5 separate regions of the Homo sapiens genome follow, and all the other regions are linked to region 5. Evidence: chromatin contacts called from ENCODE Hi-C or POLR2A ChIA-PET data. All regions are on one chromosome and are shown on one strand. Each heading gives the region's core, a stretch centred on a gene start or an enhancer-like site at or near the end of the contact. The rest is flanking DNA. Distances are from core to core; before and after follow the strand shown. Region 1 has its middle 11 kb from the start of TRIDDENT. Region 2 overlaps CREBBP (CREB binding lysine acetyltransferase). Region 3 overlaps CREBBP (CREB binding lysine acetyltransferase). Region 4 holds the start of UBALD1 (UBA like domain containing 1). Region 5 holds the start of LINC01569 (long intergenic non-protein coding RNA 1569).

Region 1 (2,700 bases), core at 148-2,647, 310 kb after region 5:
ATTAACTTTTTTCTTCTTCTTCTAGACGGAGTCTCATTCTGTTGCCCAGGCTGGAGTGCTGTGGCGCGATCTCGGCTCACCGCAACCTCCGTCTCCTGAGTTCAAGCAATTAATTCTCCCTGCCTCAGCCTCCCAAGTAGCTGGGATTACAGGCGCCCACCACGATGCCCGGCTAATTTTTGTATTTTTTAGTGGAGATGGGGTTTCACCATGTTGGCCAGGCTGGTCTCAAACTCCTGACCTCAGGTGATCTGCCCGCCTTGGCCTCCCAAAGTGCTGGGATTACAGGCAGGAGCCACTGTGCCTGGACAGCCTTTTCTATTAATTTTTTTTAAACTTTTTAAACTTTTTTATTAAAAACTAAGACACACATACACATTAGCCTAGGCCTACCCAGGGTCACGATCATGAATGTCACTGTCTTCCACCTCCACATCTCGTCCCACTGGAAGGTCTTCAGAGGCAATGTGTATGCAGACTGTCATCTCCTGTGATAATAATGCTTTCTTCTAGAATACCTCCTGAAAGGCCTGCCCGAGGCTGTTTTACGGGTAACTGTAAAAAAATATGAGTGCACTCTAAGGAACAATAAGGACCAGGCACCATGGCTCAGGCCTGTAATCCCAGCACTCTGGGAGGCCAAGGTCAGAGGATCGCTTGAGCTCAAGAGTTCAAGGCCAGCCTGGGCAACTTCGTCAAACCTTGTCTCTACTAAAAATTTTTAAAAAATAGCCAGGAGTGCTGGCGCACACCTGTAGTCTCAGCTACTCAGGAGGCTGAGGCAGAAGGATTGTTTGAGCTCCGGAGGCCAAGCCTGCAGCGAGCTATGGTCACACCACTGTACTCCAGCCTAGGCAACAGAGTGAGACCCTGTCTCTATAAAAACAAAACAAAATGAAATGAAAAAAGTATAGTGTAGTAAATACCTAAGCCAGTAACACAGTTGTTTATTATCATTACCGAGTATTATGTACGGTGCATAATTACATGTGCTAGACTTTTATATGACTGACAGCACTGTAGGTTGGTTTACACCAGCATCACCACAAACTCGTGAGGAATGCGTTCCCCTATGAAGTCTCTAGGCCATAAGAATGTTAAGAATTTTTCAGCTCCGTGAAAATCTTATGGGACCACGGTCCTATATGCAGGCTGTTGACCCAAACCTCTATGGGGCGCACGACTGTCCATCCCTCCCAGGGATCGGGCGAAGTGCTGGGCCTTGAGAAGGCATTGCATGGCACCGCCCAAGGATCCTGTAACTGCGCCACGCAGGGGTCGATGATCTGCCTGCGCCAGAGCAGGGAGACCCCGGCTGGCCCCAGGTCTCCCCAGGGTGAGCCTGGCGCGCTCTCGGGCGCCACCTAGCGCCAACCAGAGCCGGAGCGCTCAGACTTGCGACCCCAAACGAGGCCCCGCGTCTTCAGAAGTCCCAAGCTCCGGGACTGAGCGAGCGTGGCCTGGGCATCCTGGGATTCAGAGCCAGCCTCTGGCCGCCCTCGGGACAGGGGTCCACAGCCAGCGTCCCCCACGCGGCGTCCTGCCTGGGGTCCAGGCGCTCCCCCTGTTGGGTTTCTGGAGGCACCGTGCCAGAGGTGGGACGGGCGCTGGCTCAGGAACAGGGATGGGGTCCTAGTCCCTCCTCAGTCCTCCCGGCACCCCTTTCTTCATGCAGGCGGAAGTGGCTCCAGTGCCACTCAGGGGCTCTTCCAGCTCGGCAAGCCCGGGGCCAATTGCACAGACCGCCTTCAGCCCCTGACCCATCCTTGGAAACCGCCCGGACTCCTGCAGTTTCTTAACTGTGCAGGTCACAGCGGAGTCACTGTGGAACTTTAAAAAAAAAAAAAAGACAAGTATCTGGGCCCCACTTTAGACCAGTCGAATTGGGAGTGGGGGCGCTGGCCGTCAGTATCGTTCCCGTTCACCAGGCGATCCCAATGCACTGCTAAGCATTGAGAACGCCGCCTTACGCTTAGCGCGCGTCCCCTGTGCACGCCTATGCACTCCTTTCCTGCAAAATCTCACCTTGCCCTAGAAAGCATCCGCTTGGGGTCTAGCTCTGGCGTGTCTGACGGTACCTCTCTCACCCTGGATGGTGGAGGCAGTGAGGGAGGTGGAGAGGGGCTTCTTTTAACCAGAGGCCTGAGAAGCAGTACCCTCTTTGCTCCAACTCCTCGTTAGCGCAAAGCCAGGACTAGAATCTGGATCTTTGAATTTCCTGTCCAGTGGATGTTGCCAGATTTAGCAAATAAAAATACAGGGTGTATATGTAACTATGAGGGTGAGATCAACAATGAATAATTTTTGTAGTATAAGTATATCCCAAATAGTGCATGAGTTGGGATATACTTACACTAAAAAAAAAAAATTTGACATTTGAAATTCAAATTTAGGCCGGGTGCAGTGGCCCACGCCTGTAATCCCAGCACTTTGGGAGGCCGAGGCGGGAGGATCACCTGAGGTCAGGAGTTCGAGACCAGCCTGGCCAACATGGTGAAACCCCCATCTCTACTAAAAATACAAAAATTAACCGGTCATGGTGGCATGTGCTTGTGATCCCAGCTACTTGGGAGGCTGAGGCAGGAGAATCGCTTGAACCTGGGAGGTAGAGGTTGCTGTGAGCCAAGATCGTACCACTGCACTCCAGCCTGGATGACAGAATGATAGTCCACCTCAAAAAAAAATTAATTAATTAATTAA
Region 2 (2,700 bases), core at 17-2,516, 490 kb after region 5:
ATTGAAAACAGCTTGGTTTTTCATTTTTAAATATGAGGGGTGGGTTTATTTTGCCCGAAATGAAGAATACTGGCTTATATTTGAAATACTTGAATCATCCAACAGCCTTTTATTTTATGTTCTCCATTCATTTCTAGTTCTGCAGAGGTAGACTACAGAAGGGGTGGTGGATTCATTTACTAATTAACCTATGGCAGAAGCTGAAAGCTGGCAGACCGTGGGCTGGATCCAGCCTCTAAATGTGTTTGGCCCACACAATACCTTAAAAATCAGGAAATTGCAAATAAAACTCTAGATTTCTGGCTTTTCTTGAAAAATGAGATGCTTTCAGCATTGTGCCTGCATCCCTGTGTGACAGCAGTCTGGTTGTGAGCACCAACTGTAGTGGGCTCTCCAATTAGCCACAGTCCCCACTGCTCCTTCCTGTCTCATACCACACCTGCCTCTGAGAAGGACTTTTGGTCCCTGCCCCAACTTTCAAGGAGATTTTTATTCCAAATTAGAAATATCTGTAGTGAAAAATCTGAGTATGTGCAATTTTTAAAGCAGTTTTACATTTAAAAACTTTTAAATTAGGCTGGGAGCTGTGGCTCACACCTGTAATCCCAGCACTTTGGGAGGCCGAGGCAGGTGGATCACTTGAGGTCAGGAGTTCGAGACCAGCCTCGCCAACATGATGAAACCCCATATCTACCAAGAATATAAAAAATTAGCCGAGTGTGGTGGCACACACGTGTAATCCCAGCTACTCGGGAGGCTGAGGCAGGAGAATTGCTAGAACCCAGGAGGGGGAGGTTGCAGTGAGCCAAGATCTTGCCATTGCACTCCAGCCTGGGTGTTAGACTCTGTCTCAAAAAAAAAAAAAAAAAAAAAAAAAAAAAAAAACACTTTTAAATTTAGGACCATAATTGCACTGACTCTGTGCTGAAGCGACTTAATGAACACCAAGTACTTTATTTCTTCTTCCGGAAGAGAAGAGGAATCATAAATGCAACTCTGACTAGAGGAAGGTTTTAACAAACCTGTTTTAGGCTTGTAAGAGTCTTCCCGTGAGGTTGCGGTAACATAAAGGTGTTTGATATTCATATGTTATCTGTAATGTTTTTCTCAAGATGATGGAGGAGGATTTGCAAGGAGCTTCCCAAGTTAAAGAAGAAACAGACATAGCAGAGCAGAAATCAGAACCAATGGAAGTGGATGAAAAGAAACCTGAAGTGAAAGTAGAAGTTAAAGAGGAAGAAGAGAGTAGCAGTAACGGCACAGCCTCTCAGTCAACATCTCCTTCGCAGCCGCGCAAAAAAAGTAGGCCATTTATTCATTACCTTATTAAAGCATGCTGCTTTTCCACGGTGTTAGGATTCCATGTGGAGGATTAAAAGCTAAAGTAGAAACATAATTCTATCTGCCCTTTTACCTTTCTTGCCTGCCATTCCCCAGACTTTCCCCTGCAGAAACACTCAGGCTGAGCAGGACCCCTGCCCTGTGCCTGTGGGGCTCATGGCAGGAGTGAGAGATGAGCTGCTGCTCCGAGGGCACCCAGGCTGCAGAGCTGTCTTCTGATGGTGCTGGCAGGGGCCGAGTTGAAATGTGTCTGGGTCCTTGAGCAGGTTAAGGAGCTTGGCTTTACTCATAAAAGTATAAAGAACCAGTGATGTATGTGAGTAGGAGAATAACCAAAAAAGCCATAATTTAAGGAAGATGGTCATTATGACAGCACAGGGTGACTTGGAGGCAGAAGGTTTCTGCAGGTGCAGTGAGGAAGCTGAGCATGCAGAGTGAGGGGCAGGGTGGCGCCTAGGGACCCTGTGTAGTGAGACATGGGGGAGGGGTAGGTTAGGCATCTTTGGGGTCTGAGATGTGTGAGGTAAGCCCGCCTCACAGTGGAAGTTGGATGGAATCCATTTGAGATGTATCCACAGTAAAGAGATAACAGGGTATCAGAAAATTGTCAAGTGAACCTTAGAAATGGGAGACAGGACTCAGAAAGTCCAAGGCTGCAGATGACACTTTTGGGAAAGATTGCAGAGAAATGTTAGAGACTGAGACCATGTTACTCTGCAGCTGGAAGGGACCCTGGAGAGTGTGGAGTACAGTGAATCTCAGGGCTCTTTATACTCTTAGAAATTGAGGGCCCCAGAGAGTTGTTGTGTGGATTATCTATCATTGCTTACTCTACTGGAAACTAAAGTTGAGAAATTTGAGTACAGTGGCTTACACCTGTAATCCCAGCACTTTGGGAGGCTGAGATGGGAGGCTTGCTTGATGCTGGGAGTTCAAAACCAGCCTGAGCAACATAGCAAGGCTCCATCTCTACAAAACTAAAATAAAACTAGCTAAGTGTGGTGGTGCACGCCTATAATTCTAGCTGCTCGAGAAGCGGAAGCGGCAGGATTGCCTGAGCCTAGGAGTTTGAGGCTGCAGTGAGCCCAGATCACATCACTGCACTCTAGCCTGGGAGACAAAAGTGAGATTGTTGTCTGAAAAAAAAAAAGAGAAAAATTTTTAAATATTTAGTTCATTTAAAATAGTCTGTTACATGGCACCCATAGAAAACATTTATATGAAAAACAATTTTTCCAAAACAAAAATAAGTAAGAATAGTGGCGTTATTAAGGGTATCTGCCTCTGCATTTACTGTGTTGTGATTGGTTATTTTGGTTGAAGTGTATGAAGAAAATCCTGTAGTTGGTAAAGGGAGAA
Region 3 (2,700 bases), core at 201-2,700, 460 kb after region 5:
TTTCCATTTGCCTTGCTGTTAAAAGGTTTGTTTGGTCTGGCTTGTTATTTCAGGCAACTGAAAGCAAACCCTTTCTGTATTTTTAGCAGATCACCAAATCTTTAAAAATTGTCAGCTGTCTGAGTGGAAATTGTAATGAAAAACAAAGCATAGGACAAGAATGCATTTCCCATTGCACTGGGTGGTTGTATTAAGGCTAACTGTCATTATTCTTTTAGGAGAGGTAATGGTTGCTGTGAAATCAAGCTGCACGCATTGTCCTTCTAGTCATGTGATAATGAAATCCAAAAGGTGGCTCTGATTCTTTTTGCTACATCAAATGTTTGTAGTACATTGCAATTGGTCAGGCCTTGGCAAATCTTTTTTTTTTTTTTTTTTTTTTTTTTTTTTTTTTGAGACGGAGTCTCGATCTGTCGCCCAGGCTGGAGTGCGGTGGCGCCATCTCAGCTCACTGCAAGCTCCGCCTCCCGGGTTCACACCATTCTCCTGCCTCAGCCTCCCGAGTAGGTGGGACTACAGGCACCCGCCACCACGCCTATAGTCCTAATTTTTTCTGTTTTTTAGTAGAGATGAGGTCTCATCGTGTTAGCCAGGGTGGTCCCGATCTCCTGACCTCGTGATCCGCCTGCCTCGGCCTCCCAGAGTGCTGAGATTACAGGCGTGAGCCAACGCGCTCGGCCAGGCCTTGGCAATCTTTTTAATTAGGTTGTACCCTATGAAATTGCCAGTGTTTGGCCATTTGGGACCTACAGAAACAGCAGTTTCATATGGTCCAGCTGGTATAGTACACAGCTTTTCCTGTAGTTGTGTATATTGTAGAGTGAGTTGGATTTTGGTTGCTACAGTGAAGAGCCAGCCATTGTCTTGCTTGGATGATAATTGTATACAAGTGAACTTGAATCAGCCTTGCTGCTGAGTTGGGTTGATTTCTGTGCTGCTGGATCTTCTTAAAGTCATCAGTGGGTTAGAGAACTACACCAGCCTTCTCTCTGTGGTCGGTATTATCCATCAGCTTTTGCTTTTGTTTGAGAAATAATTAATGAATATGACTTGGAACTCTGAGAGGTTAAAGTATTTTTATTATTTTGCTTTATTTTAGTCTCAGATGCAAACATCAGTGGGAATTGTACCCACACAAGCAATTGCAACAGGCCCCACTGCAGATCCTGAAAAACGCAAACTGATACAGCAGCAGCTGGTTCTACTGCTTCATGCTCATAAGTGTCAGAGACGAGAGCAAGCAAACGGAGAGGTTCGGGCCTGCTCGCTCCCGCATTGTCGAACCATGAAAAACGTTTTGAATCACATGACGCATTGTCAGGCTGGGAAAGCCTGCCAAGGTAAGTGCTGTTTTTGGAACTCCTAGTGGTAGAGGTCAGGAAGAATTTGCCTTTATTGTTCTTACAGCAGCTCTCTGGTTCATAAGGCTCCGGCAGCCTGAGTGCTGCCTTCCATTGGGTGTGGCAAGACATGTTGCGCTCACGTTCCCCACGCGACGACAGTCAGGTGCTCCAGGAAGTCTTATCTGCTGAAGAGAAAGGCGATTTGGTTTTCTGATACTCTGTGAACTTCTGCTGCTTGAAGCTGTGCCCCGTATTTGTTCTTTTCCTCCTTCCTCTGTCACGGAAGACATTGGTCACTTCTTGAGCACTGTCTTTGTTGTGAATGTCTAGATTGTGGTTTTCTTTTGGGGCAATGAACATAGCACAGGCACGTGCAGGCACACGCCCTTCCTGCATCCCAACATCTGTCTTGGTGGCCTGCGGCCTTGCTCCTCTGTCCTGTGTCTTGAGGCAAGTGCGGATGACAGCGAAGTTGTCCTGGGTGACTGGCAGTGACATGGGGAACTATGCACTGTATCATCCCAGGGGGGGTGGTGAACTAGGCACTTCACGTGCCCTCTGTCTCCCCTTTTACCGCAGACACCTCATTTCTACCGAAGGAAGTGTTTCTTATTAACAGCTGTACTTTCCTTTAATCTTTATTCTCTTTCCTTCTCTGCTTATGCTCATAAACTTAGGGGAATCTCCCCCTGGTCTCCCCGTCTCCCGTTGTGACATTTGTGAGTCCCCAGAGTAACCCTGTTGTAACAGAGAAGCAGAGAAGGGTAAGGTTAGACCTTTAGAAGATGAAGACGGAATAACCAGGGTCAGTTAGCCTCTCGAGTACTTCTTCACCAAGTGCCCAGAGTCCCTTTCAGAATCTCTACAGACTTCTCATTTGCTTCTCTATCTGTATTTCTTCACTGTAGTATTTAGGTGGTTTCATCTTGAAACATAATTGAACATTTTTATTTTAAATAGTGACATCACAGAACTATTATTTGTTCTACCTTTCATTGCAGTTGTTCGCTATTCCAGGTTGAATAGTTTTTGTTTTGTTTTGTGGGCTGCCCTTTATCACCCATCCTTCATAACATTGCTTCTAGGGGAAGTTTTGTTTGGATTTCTCAACAGTCAACTTACAAACTTTTTGGAAAACAGCCTGTTTGTAAGTTGAGGACTGCCTATACTGTGTTATGGTTACACTTGTTACCATTTTCTTATGGAATCTGGCATTATAATTTAGGTATAATTGAAAGTGTGACGATTTGGATAGAAAAATAACATCTCGTTGTTTTTCTGGTCATAGTTGCCCATTGTGCATCTTCACGACAAATCATCTCTCATTGGAAGAACTGCACACGACATGACTGTCCTG
Region 4 (2,700 bases), core at 160-2,659, 360 kb before region 5:
CATTCTGGGAAAGGGAGTTTGGGGCCGCTCCGGAACTGGCTCTGCCGGGCCTTGGCGCCCGCCCGCTAAGGGCCGAGATTTCCGGCAAAGAGCACGAGATTTTGCGTGGGAAAGCGGGAGAACTGCTGGGAGGGGGACCCCGAAGCACCAGAGGCTGCTGGCCCCGCCAGCCTGTCCCAGGCGCCGTCCAGAGGGTCATGGGGCTACAGTGGGGCAGGCCCAGAGCCAGGCTAGGAAGGACCCATGCCACGAGTGGGCGATGAGAGATTGAGTGAGGAGAGCTAGGAGGCTAGCTATAGGCGGTGACGTGCGGCGGAGCTTTTAAGTGGCTCATTCATTCATTCACTGAACGAGTATTTGTCGGCGCCTACAGTGTGCCGGGCCTTTCAGCCTAGACCAGCCGATTTGGGCCAAAATTCCTAGAGACCCCTCTCTTAAGGGCGTGCCTACTATTTAACACAGAGCGATGCCAATCACAGAGGGGTTCAGGGTCCCTAGGTCTTAGCAAAGACGCCTGTGGCCCGGCGTTTGCGCCCATGCACAGATCTGTATGCCCCACCTTGGGACCCCAATTCGTGCCAGAGCAGGGGCACGGGTGCCACCGAGAGCAATGAGGGCGACATGGACGTGCCTGGCTCTGGTCACGGTCTGGACAGCTGCGCACAGTAGGCACTTAGCGTTCAGTCACAGTCCCCGGGGCATGGCAAAGACGTCTGTGGCCTGGCGTTTGCGCCCATGCACAGATCTGTGGCCCCGGCCTCTGGGCTCCTAATTCCCGCCAGAGCAGGGGCGTGGGTGCCACCGAGAGCAACGAGGGCGACGTGGACGTGACTGGCTCTGGTCCCAGCTCAGGCGCCTGCACACATTAGGCACTCAGTTTTCAGACACCGTTCCTGGGCCTTGGCAAAAACGCCTATGCACGAACCTGAGGCCCCCGCCTGCGGACCTCCATCCGTGCCAGAGCAGGGGCCGGGTGCCACCCAGAGCAACGAGGGCGACGTGGACTCCCCCAACCCTGGTCACGGCCCGGGCATCCACACACAGTAGGCGCTCACAGTTCAGACACGGTCCCCAGGCCTTGGCCAAGATCCTGTGGTCAGGCATTTGCGCCCATGCACAGACGTGGCCCCCGCCAGCGGACCCCCATCCGTGCCAGAGCAGGGGCACGGGTGCCACCGAGAGCAACGAGGACGACGTGGACGCGCCCGGCTCGGGTTACGGCCCGGACATCCGCACAGCGGGCGCTCGGTGCTCAGACACGCCCCTTCCCGGGCTTCGCGTCCCCTAGGGTGCCGGCCCCGCTCCCCCGGGGCGCCCGGCGCACCGTGGGGACTACATATCCCAGCATGCCGCGGCGCCGGCGGAGCGAGGCGAGGCGCGGTGAGTCAGAGCCGCACAGTAAATATTTGTATTAGCCGGAGCCGGCTCGCTAATGGTGGACGCGTGAGGCGGAGGCGCGGGCGGAGGAGGGAGGCCGGAGCGGGCAGCGCGGCGGCGCCATGTCCGTGAACATGGACGAGCTCAAGCACCAGGTCATGATCAACCAGTTCGTGCTGACGGCGGGCTGCGCGGCCGACCAGGCGAAGCAACTGCTGCAGGCGGCCCACTGGCAGTTCGAGGTGCGCGGCGCCGGAGCCGGGCGAGGGCCGGGGCCACGGGCGGAGTGTGTCCCGCGTGGCCGCCGGGCGGGGGCGGACGGCGTGGACGCGTGCCGGCTGTGCGCCCCCTCCGGGCCGCAGACCCGACCCGCTTTCCCGACGGCGGTGCCCGGCGTCCGGATCCCAAGGGCTCGCGGCGGGCGGAGGTGGGAACCGGGCCACCGGTCGGGGATACGCCGCCCCCGCGGGGCCGCGAGTCCCCCGGGATCGAGACGGGGACCCCCCCCACCCCTTTTGTCCGGGTAACGGCCGAGGGCCGGGCGGCCCCGCGGTGCAGACGGACAGTCGGGCGGGCGGCCGGAAGGAGGACGCCCCAGGCCTCGGCAGAGCTGGGCCGGAGGGCGGAGCCGCTCCGGGCGAGTGGTCCGAGGGTCCGCGTGCCTGGTGGGCGGTCGGCGGCGTGCGCACACGTCCATGTGCATTTGTGTTTACGCACGCACCGCGCCACGGCGTCGGCCGGGCACCGGGGAGGTGGCGGACCTGCGGGCACGTTGGCGCGCGTGTGAACGCGCAGCCCCCTGGTGCGTTTGGTGTGTGATCAACGCGTACACATGTGGCGGGTGTGCAGATGCCGCCCGTGCCCGGCACGGTGTGATGTGTGTACACGGCCTGGAGTGTAGGGGTGGCGTGTCGGAGCCCCACACTACACCACAGGGATGAGCGTGTATCCCCTTCAGAGGTGTGCCTGGGGACTCCGTGTGCGCGACTAGGTGCTCTCCTGGGGCTGGCAGGGGCATCTGTCCCTTTACCGGTGCAATGGGGAGGGTGCACACGGTTCACCAGCTTTCGGGCTAGCTGGGTAGGAGGTGATGCTGCCCCGGTCTGGCACCCACTCCCCCGGGCCTCTCCTAACCCATAGGACAGTAGTGCTCCTGGCTTGTGCTGCCCAGAGGCTACCTGGCTTTCCCTAATTCACCGACCCCAGGATTAACCCCATGGTGGTTGGTATCAGGGGATGAGGCCAGAGCCCTTTGAGCTGTGCCCCTCACAGGGGTAGGGTCATGGCCTCAGCCATCCCGGTACCATCTGTGCCCAGCCGGGG
Region 5 (2,700 bases), core at 177-2,676:
TGGGCACAGTAGTGGTTCACGCCTGTAATCCCAGCAGTTTGAGAGGCCGAGGTGGGCGGATCACTTGAGGTCAGGAGTTTGAGACCAGCCTGGCCAACATGGTGGAACCCCGTCTCTACTAAAAATACAAAAATTAGCCTGGCATGGTGGCGAATGCCAGTAACTGTGGTCCCAGCTACTGGTGAGGCTGAGGCAGGAGAATCACTTGCACCGGGGAGGTGGAGGTTGCAGTGAGCTGAGATTGTGCCACTGCACTCCAGCCTGGGTGACAGGGCGACACTCCATCTTAAAAAATAAATAAATAAATAAATAATTTTTAAAAATGAAAGTAGTTACATTTAGTAGAAGTCACACTTTCTGATTTTTGGTTTTGCGTGTTTCCTACACGCAAATGCATAGTTTCCTACCCACCACTATGATCAAGATATGATTTAAAGAAAAAATAAAACAGGCCGGGTACGGTGGCTCACGCCTGTAATTCCAGCACTTTGGGAGGCCAAGGTGGGCGGATCACCTGAAGTCGGGAGTTCGACAGCAGCCTGACCAACATGGAGAAACCTTGTCTCTACTAAAAATACAAAATTAACCGGGCGTGGTGGCGCATGCCTGTAATCCCAGCTACTCGGGAGGCTAAGACACGAGAATCGCTTGAACCCAGGCGGCGGAGGTTGCGGTGGGCCGAGATCGCGCCATTGCACTCCAGCCTGGGCAACAAGAGCGAAACTGTCTCAAAAATAAATAAATAGATAAATAATAAATAAAACCAAAGCAAAATAAAAAAGATATGAATTAGTTCCTTCATTTCCAATGCCCCCCATGCCTCTTGGTGGTCAACCCAGCCCCTAGGAGCCACTGATCTATGTTGCCATAGTCTTACCTGTGACATGTCATAGAAATGGGATAACCCTGCCTTTTGAGCCTGGCTTCTTTGCACTGCAGCCAATTTTCTCTTGCTGAGATTATCCAGCTAAATTTACATAGGATCTGGCCCGGCACAGCGACCCCTTTCGGCCAGGTGCGAAACGGCAGGCCCGACGGTCCCCACGCAGCTCCTAAGAGGATCAACAGAGGGCGCAGTGCGCCCGGAACGCCCAGCCCCTGCGAAAGCGGAGGCTCCTCTCTCGGTCCCTGCGGGACAGCTCAGTTCTCATAGGCCAGAGGCGTGGCTTGGGGGCGGGCCAGGGGAATCCCACCTCCCCTTGCATGCTCAAGCGCGCCGGGCGATGGTAGGCGGTCTCACCCGCAGGCGGTGGAAGTCAGGGGCGCGGCTGCGGCCCCGCCCCTTCCCGGACTCGCCCCGCCCGTCCCCTCGCCGCGCATGTTCCCAGACGCCTCAGGCCATGGCGCGCGCGCTCCCGCCAGCACGCACGTCTGGCCCCGCCCCCGCGCCTGGCGCCCGCGCGCTCTCTCGCACGATCTGCTCCCGGACTCCTTCAGCGCGCTGCCTGCCTGCCCAGGGCCTTCCCGGAGAGCAGGTGACGGCGGCCTCCGGGCATGGAGCTCGCGCTGACGAAAGGTTCTGGAAGCCGCCGTAAAAAGTAATCAAGAAACGGGTGACAGGACTTTTCGTAAGACATTTAATTTTTACCCAGAGTATCCGAAACATTGCCGTGTCAATCTCAGTGCGATGGGAGACTGCCGGCCCCAAGGAGCTGCTCGTCCTTCTGCCGAGTTCCGGCCCGGACCCGCGGAGGAGGAGACCGCCGCGCCGGAGCTCGGACCTGACGTTTTTGTGAAGCACAGGGGGCGTGGGAGGGACCGGATCAATGCGGCACTCAACAAAACCTGTTTTTAAAAGAGTCGTGCTGTGTCGCCCAGGCTGGAGTGCAGTGACGCGATCTCGGCTCACTGCAGCCTCCACCTTCCGGGCTCAAGCGAGCCTCCCGCCTCAGCCTCCTGAGTAGCTGGGATTACAGGCACACACCTCCAGCTCGGCTGTTTTATTTATTTATTTTTTTTTTGAGACGTAATTTAGCTCATGTTGACCAGGCTGGAGTGCAGTGGCGCGATCTGGGCTCACCGCAACCCCCGCCTCCCGGGTTCAAGCGATTTTCCGCCTCAGCCTCCTGAGTAGCTGGGGTTGCAGGCATGCGCCACCACGCCCGGCTAATTTTGTACTTATAGTAGAGACGGGGTTTCTCCATGTTGGTCAGGCTGGTCTCGAACTCCCGACCTCAGGTGCTCCGCCCGCCTTGGCCTCCCAAAGTGCTGGGATTACAGGCGTGAGCCACCTCTCCAGGGCCAAAAGCCTTTTATTGGAGTACTGGGTAACACATTCAGAAGAGGGTGCATAGCTTAGGCGCTCCGTGAATTTTCACAAACTGAACATACACCCAGGTAGCCAACACCCCCAGCAAGCCCCAGAATCCCCTCATGCTTGCTTTCTGCCACTATCAAGCAGTTTGCTTTCTTTCAGATTTTTAAGTTTTGAAATAATTATTGAAATGTACAGGGAGAAGTCTGGGTTGGTGGTTCTAACCTGTAGTCTCAGCTACTAGAGAGGCTGAAGGGGGAAGATGGCTTTAGCCCTGGATTTCTAGACTAGCCTGGACAACATAGCAAGACCTCATCTCTATTTGTTTTTGAGACAGAGCCTCGGTCTGTCACCCATGCTGGAGCGCAGTGGACCTCCGCCTCCCGGGTTCAAGTGATTCTTCTTTCTCAGCCTCCCGAGTTATTTGGGATTACAGGTGTGCGCCA

Evidence for each region. Hi-C counts contacts between places; a loop is a spot of excess contacts on that map. ChIA-PET counts read pairs that join two places held with the same protein, here RNA polymerase II (POLR2A). Pooled maps may share reads with other maps.
Region 1: a loop to region 5 is called in a map of naive thymus-derived CD4-positive, alpha-beta T cell, with 32 times the contacts of the local background. The contact joins the enhancer-like site here to the promoter of LINC01569 in region 5. A Hi-C loop is called at or near these places in 16 of 168 maps with a recorded cell type or tissue (A673, CD4-positive, alpha-beta T cell, CD4-positive, alpha-beta memory T cell and 10 more), 28 of 37 single-sample maps with no recorded cell type and 28 of 50 pooled maps. POLR2A ChIA-PET finds 5 or more read pairs at or near these places in 10 of 52 experiments (A549, AG04450, BJ and 7 more).
Region 2: a map of mammary epithelial cell shows a loop between it and region 5 (5-fold over the local background). The contact joins the enhancer-like site here to the promoter of LINC01569 in region 5. A Hi-C loop is called at or near these places in 2 of 168 maps with a recorded cell type or tissue (chondrocyte and mammary epithelial cell) and 1 of 50 pooled maps.
Region 3: a map of naive thymus-derived CD4-positive, alpha-beta T cell shows a loop between it and region 5 (2.7-fold over the local background). The contact joins the enhancer-like site here to the promoter of LINC01569 in region 5. A Hi-C loop is called at or near these places in 1 of 168 maps with a recorded cell type or tissue (naive thymus-derived CD4-positive, alpha-beta T cell), 7 of 37 single-sample maps with no recorded cell type and 14 of 50 pooled maps. POLR2A ChIA-PET finds 5 or more read pairs at or near these places in 2 of 52 experiments (A673 and activated CD4-positive, alpha-beta T cell).
Region 4: a map of CD8-positive, alpha-beta T cell shows a loop between it and region 5 (3-fold over the local background). The contact joins the promoter of UBALD1 here to the promoter of LINC01569 in region 5. A Hi-C loop is called at or near these places in 2 of 168 maps with a recorded cell type or tissue (CD8-positive, alpha-beta T cell and natural killer cell), 7 of 37 single-sample maps with no recorded cell type and 11 of 50 pooled maps. POLR2A ChIA-PET finds 5 or more read pairs at or near these places in 1 of 52 experiments (naive thymus-derived CD4-positive, alpha-beta T cell).

The regions. Positions count from the first base shown.
Region 1 is chr16:3,937,913-3,940,612 of GRCh38, reverse strand. No RefSeq gene overlaps it. Among named protein-coding and RNA genes, the nearest start is that of TRIDDENT, 11 kb to the left of the region's middle. Within about 2 kb of position 1,397, at least 2 of the 41 ENCODE cell types and tissues checked have a DNase peak (open chromatin) inside an H3K27ac peak, as active enhancers do.
Region 2 is chr16:3,766,322-3,769,021 of GRCh38, reverse strand. CREBBP (CREB binding lysine acetyltransferase) reads left to right here. Exons shown (of 31, transcript NM_004380.3): 16 at 1,113-1,302. Among named protein-coding and RNA genes, the nearest start is that of TRAP1, 50 kb to the right of the region's middle. Within about 2 kb of position 1,266, at least 2 of the 41 ENCODE cell types and tissues checked have a DNase peak (open chromatin) inside an H3K27ac peak, as active enhancers do.
Region 3 is chr16:3,792,026-3,794,725 of GRCh38, reverse strand. CREBBP (CREB binding lysine acetyltransferase) reads left to right here. Exons shown (of 31, transcript NM_004380.3): 4 at 1,100-1,340; 5 at 2,632-2,700. Among named protein-coding and RNA genes, the nearest start is that of TRAP1, 76 kb to the right of the region's middle. Within about 2 kb of position 1,450, at least 9 of the 41 ENCODE cell types and tissues checked have a DNase peak (open chromatin) inside an H3K27ac peak, as active enhancers do.
Region 4 is chr16:4,613,597-4,616,296 of GRCh38, reverse strand. UBALD1 (UBA like domain containing 1) reads left to right here and starts at 1,409. Exons shown (of 3, transcript NM_145253.3): 1 at 1,409-1,619. The coding sequence starts at 1,500. RefSeq lists enhancers at 1-215, 53-624, 625-1,197 and silencers at 1,149-1,388, 1,729-1,828, 1,869-1,978, 2,059-2,228.
Region 5 is chr16:4,252,515-4,255,214 of GRCh38, reverse strand. It overlaps LINC01569 (long intergenic non-protein coding RNA 1569), which reads left to right and starts at 1,426. Exons shown (of 3, transcript NR_039999.1): 1 at 1,426-1,568. RefSeq lists a silencer at 1,158-1,417 and enhancers at 1,648-1,857, 1,922-2,544.